Linked DNA regions of Homo sapiens: region 1 is linked to region 2. A link is an interaction called in ENCODE POLR2A ChIA-PET data of the cell type or tissue named here. Cell type or tissue: PC-3. All regions are shown on one strand. Each heading gives the region's core, and the rest is flanking DNA. Links, peaks and the distances in the headings are about the cores only. Region 1 overlaps NR5A2 (nuclear receptor subfamily 5 group A member 2). Region 2 has its middle 200 kb from the start of NR5A2.

The links. ChIA-PET counts read pairs that join two places held together with the same protein. Peaks named below come from ENCODE experiments on the same cell type or tissue, not always from the same donor. Only the 100,000 strongest peaks of a DNase experiment are listed, where the experiment ranks them.
Region 1: POLR2A ChIA-PET joins it to region 2 with 9 read pairs; 2 of 35 experiments call an interaction of 5 or more read pairs at or near these places.

Annotation. Positions count from the first base shown.
Region 1 is chr1:200,080,748-200,083,678 of GRCh38, forward strand. The region is part of intron 5 of NR5A2 (nuclear receptor subfamily 5 group A member 2); the gene reads left to right. Among named protein-coding and RNA genes, the nearest start is that of NR5A2, 55 kb to the left of the region's middle. RefSeq lists enhancers at 51-737, 738-1,423. In PC-3, for the core only: no CTCF peak of the experiment used is centred there; a DNase peak (open chromatin) is centred at 1,784.
Region 2 is chr1:199,825,557-199,828,487 of GRCh38, forward strand. No RefSeq gene overlaps it. Among named protein-coding and RNA genes, the nearest start is that of NR5A2, 200 kb to the right of the region's middle. In PC-3, for the core only: no CTCF peak of the experiment used is centred there; no DNase peak of the experiment used is centred there; H3K27me3 peaks cover 342 bases.

The sequences.
Region 1 (2,931 bases), core at 260-2,759, 260 kb after region 2:
AGAAGTTAATATTGGACAAATGATCAGATAATATCTGAGTATCAATAGGAATTTCATTCTTGGATGAGAGGCAACAAATTGCAAATACTTTTCACATATATTTACAAGGGATCCTTATCACAATCCCTATTCATATTGCCCTCAGTAGAAACATGCAGCATCTGGCCATTGGCCCCTGTTAATAATGATTACACAGATGTCCTTTTCTTTTCCTCTGGAATATTGCAAAGTAGAGGTTAGACCAGAAGCAAGAAGACTGGAGAGGCATGTTTAGTACCTGCAAGAAGATATTTAATAACTTTCTTAGAGGAAAGATTCAGAATCACCAGTTACATTGAGTTGAATGAGGAGCATTAGCCGTCAAAAGAATCTGTTTTTCCACTTGTTGCTTGGATAAATGGATAAAAGCCTGCCAAGGACTTCAGTCCACCAGCTGAGGGTACCATAGCTAAAATACTCCCAACAGAAGGGCAGGTCCCAAACCACACAGGCATGCTTTTCAATCACAGAATAAAATGTAGTTGTTTTCGTCATTTCAGCTTGTGACCTAAATGCCTCATTTTCATGTTTGAAAAGTTACCAACTTTATTTCAGTCCTATTTCCCTTCCTCTGTGGTATTTCCCAGTCAGTAGACCACAGTCCTGTGGGTTATATCAATGCCTAAAGCAGAGATCAAATCAAAGCATACCACATAACTGGTTAAAATGAAAGCTCATTCCGAATTAGTAAATAATGCCCGCCTGTCTTCCACATCTGTCAAAGTCTCCCAGCTCAGATGGACACCTCCATAAGCTGATCCATAGGAAGCCAAATACTTGCAAACAGCCTCTTAATTGCTCATTTGCAGTTGGACAAAATGCTAAATGCAGAAAGACTTCAAAGGCAATGGAATCTGCATTGAAAACAGGATCTCAATACACATAGTCGCTTATTGTTGCAAAATTAGAATAACAAATGTTCCCAGCATGAAGCCAACATAAACTTGCCTGAGTATTATTCAACCTGAAACATAGTCTACCTTTTTTTTTTTTTTAACAGCAATAGAAGAGGCATACTTAGCACTCTGTTTGTTATTCTATACTGTTCATTTTAATGATATATTTAGGTCTCCCTGACACTTTGTATTTTTACGTGTAATTACCCATATTAAAAAAAAAACACCACTCATTAGTGTTCTGTTCTACTGACTTAATTATGCCCCTTAATTAAATCTCAGCTAACAGGGGGTCACCGCAGTGTCAGTGGGATTTGTCACTGTTTGTCAGCAGGTGTCTGGTTGCATCTATTTCTGGTTTTCGTATGGTTTGAATCTATTTAAGAACTTGCTACAACCCCGTCCTCCCCTCCACACCAACCCCAAATGCCAGAGACAGCATTCTCATTGGAGGGAAGAAGCAGTATCTATTTGACAGGCAACTGCTTCCCAAAAGCTTGTTTGTAAGAGGAAATTTTTGTTTTCATTACTCTAGAAAAAATCTCCTGATTAGGGGAAAGATGCTTAAAACAGACTTGGATAAAACAGATGCACTATTTAAAAGATGAATAGGTTTACATTCTAAAAATTATGATCATATTTTTGTATACAATTCTAAAAGTTCCTTGAAGAACAAAAAATATATTTTGTTGCTGCTGTTATGAGAAGAACATCACATTAGGTGTTTTGCATCATCTGGCCATTGGTGTCTTTGTACAGAGTACTTTGTATCAATTATTTGGTTCACGTTTTTCATTTTAAGAATATAAAACAAATTACAAACATATGAGTCAAACCGAAAAAAATGTCTTTTGTGTGACTAATGTAGGGTCAATAGGAATTTAATTCTTGAATGAGAGGCAACAAATTACAAATACTTATTATTTGGAATGAGTCTTAGTATTAAGACTTATATGTCTTCACATTTCACATTAGAATGTTTTAAACTCATGATTTTAGTATATTAATTAAGGGAGATATAATTCCCATGTTTCTGTATATAATAGGCATCTAATGTTGATCTGAATAATTGATTAGTCCAGTCAGGCTTTTATAATTAGTTGTCAGCTTTTCAGTGTAAAGCCCTCAAAACACCTGCTGTGCATCTACAAAGGTCTTACATATTTATTAGTGTTTTTAACCTAAAAAGGCATGCAACCTACCTGAAAAGCATTTAATTTTTTTTCTGGAACTAAGATGACCCTTCCAACATATACCCTAAGAAACTAAGGCTATATGTCTCTGAGTTTTTCAGTCTAGAAGATTTTGGACTGAAATTCTGATTTTTAAAAATCATAACACTTATCTTTATTTAAAGATAAAAATGTCACAGTTTTTCTATGGAAGTTTTTCAGAACTCATATTTCTAATAGTAAGGTTAAGCAAGACAATGGGTTACAGATATCAAACTATCAACAATGTAAAGTAGTTTTGAGACTTCACTGTCATTATTGTATAAGCAATTTTATTTTTCTGGGTTTACCTACAAATGTGGTAGTCACAGAAGAAGAAAAATAATTTAAAGAAAAATTTATAATACTCAGCTTATTTATTTCTGAAATTCAAATCAATTCATTTCATCCTAAAAAGTTAACTCCAACTGGCTTTTCTTAAGTAACAAATGTCATCATTTGCTGTCCAAGTAATTTTCAATACAATGCTCATTTGATGTTGCCTCTAAAGTTCTTATCACACAAGTAATAAGTAATCCATACATTACATATATGTGTACATTTTAAAAACCATTTCAAATGGTGAGATAAGAATTTTTATGCATTTTATGGATTCCTGTACAGCCTCCTCATTGTCATTAGATAATGAAAGGCTTCGCCATGTGTGTATCGTAAAGACCTACTAAGCAATATGAACTCTCCAGATTGCTTTACATTTACACAGTTGAAGTATATATATATACAGTATTGTACAGTATTGTACAGCAATATTGTATAGCAATGTA
Region 2 (2,931 bases), core at 262-2,761:
GAGATTTCTCAAAAAACTTAAAGCTGAATTACCATTCAACCCAGCAATCTCATTCCTGGGTACATACCCAAAATACAATAAATTGTTCTACCTTAAAGACACATGCACATGTATGTTCATCACAGCACTATTTACAATAGCAAAGACATGGAATCAACTAGATGCCCATCAACAGTAGAATGGATAAAGAAAATATGGTACATATACACCACGGAATACTACACAGCCCTTAAAAATAATGAAAAATCATGTCCTTTGCACAAACATGGATAGAGCTGGAAGCAATTTTCCTAAGCAAATTGACACAGGAACAGAAAACCAAATACCTTATGTTCTCACTTATAAGTGGGAGCTAAACACTGAGTACACATAGACACAAAGATGGGAACAACAGACACTGGGAACTACTTGAGGGTGGAGGGTGGGAGAAGGGTGAGGCTTGAAAAACTGCCCATCAGGTAGTATGCTTATTACCTGGGTGACAAAACAATCTGTACATCAAACACTCATACCATACCCCTGTAACAAACCTGCACATGTACCCCCTGAACCTAAAATAAAAGTTGACCACCTTAATAATCAGTAGGAATTACTGAATATGACAGCAGTATAGATCAAAAATCTAAAAAGAAAGGGATTAACCACACATGCATAACTACATATTCTATTTATTTTCATAAGAAAACCTGATAATTTTAATTTTCTTTAAAAAAATCACATCTACCATTTTCCCTGATGTGCGTCATCTGGGAATAGTATATGTCATAACAAAATTAAGCAATATCACGTTTCTAAGTAGGCAGTGACATAATAATATAGATGACTTAAAAACAGGCACAAAATCTAATAGTGAGTTGAGACATGGGTAAGTTAGAAAACTTTAGTTTACAGAGCACTCTCTCAAATACACACAATATTAAAATTTTATTTTAACATTTAAAAGAGGGAATGAAAAGTAAGGAAATAAGGGAGGCAATCTGATATTATGTAAGTACTCTTAGCATGAAATTCCAAAGATCTATGTTCAAGCCCCAACATTAATGATAATTATGGAAAATTTTTTAACATCTCTGTAAAATTATTGGGTTGAACAGTATATTAATCAAGAATAAAGCATAGGTGGTTCATGCCTATAATCCCAGCACCTCAGGAGGCCAAGGCAGGTGAACCACTTGAACCCAAGATTTCGAGACCAGCCTGGGCAACATGGTAAAACTCCATCTCCATAAAAAATACAAAAATAAGCTAGGTGTGGCAGTGCACACCTATAGTCCCAGCTACTTGGGGGGATGAGATGGGAGGATCGCTTGAGCCCAGGAGTTCGAGGCTGCAGTGAGCAGTGATCGTGCCACTGCACTCCAGCCTGGTTTACAGAGCAAGACCTTTCCTCAAAAAATTATAACAATAATAATAATAATAGTTGTACAACTGTGATTAAAAAAAGAATAATTGTTTAGGGTTCAGTTATTGTGTAGATAAGCTTCCGTTCACAGCACTTGGTAATTGCTACTCCTGCTATTAGTAATATATTTGTTGATGAGAAAAAAGTAATCCTTTTTTTTTTTTTTTGAGATGCAGTTTCGCTCTTGTTGTCCAGGCTACAGTAAAATGGCGCGATCTCGGCTCACCGCAACCTCTGCCTCCCAGGTTCAAGCGATTCTCCTGCCTCAGCCTCCTGAGTAGCTGGGATTACAGGCATGCGCCACCACACCTGGCTAATTGTATATTTTTAGTAGAGATGGGGTTTCTCCATGTTGGTCAGGCTGGCCTTGAACTCCCAACCTCAGGTGATCCACCTGCCTCAGCCTCCCAAAGTGGTGGGATTACAGTCGTAAGCCACTGCACCTGGCTGAAAAAAGTAATCCTATCAGTTTATTGCTTGGTTTGAGAAAAGAATAGACTTAATCAAGAATATTTTAGCAAAAAAAAAGTACTTTTTTCTTGTATCGTAGTTTACAAGTAAATTGTATGCCACAAATTTATAAATGTGATTCAGATTTTTTAATTGAAAAATAAATGATGCAAAACAAAGTAGGTTCACTTGTGCTTCAAATTTTAAAACTGCCCATAATAAAATAAGATAAAAACAATGTCCCTTCTTCCTCCTCATCAAAGACAGTTCCTTACTGTCCTAGCTTTCTGAATATAAAACATAATGTCCAAGGAAAATCACCATATTAACCATTTAAAACTCCACCCTCCTGTTAAAGCCTGTGGATGAAAATAAGAGAAATTCTTTTATAACTCTTTTATGCCCAGATTCAAGCAAAAGTGCTGCTTTTTCTCTACTGAATACTTAATGCCTCTCTTCACTGAGATGCTTTAAGCGGGAAGAGAAGCTTGTAGACAGGTATGTAATTGTCAGTATATTAAACTTAACTCAATATTTTAAACATGAAGGGGTGGTGGTAGAGTGTGTACATAAATTACAAAAGTATGGGGTAAAGTACATGTATCTTATGCATGTACACTCCTACACATGCATATGTTTTGTGGATACAAATATATCTTGGAAAACAAGTATATTCTAGGAAATTAATAACTCCACAAAGCCAAATCGCAAATATGTTTAGATAAACAACAAGTAAGCAGCAAAGAACATGGTTTCTATCCAAGCTAAGAAATGGCTCTTCTGAGTTTTTGTGAAGAAATCCATAAGCTGTGTGCTTGACCCCTGAGATCTAGACAGTGTGGTGGAGATTAGAAACATACAGTCTGGGATGTATTTTAAGCTCATGAAAAAAAATAAAAGGCTATGTAAATATATTGTTGTAGAATTGATTGTATTGGTCAAGTAAAATTGAGGCCACTTTCAACAAATTTTAAAGGGAAGCTGAGTATTTCAGGCCAAAGTATGTTTTTCCTGAATTATGTGAATGTTATTTCAACTCTAATAGTTTTGAGGGCTCTGTTAGATGATTAACATTAAGC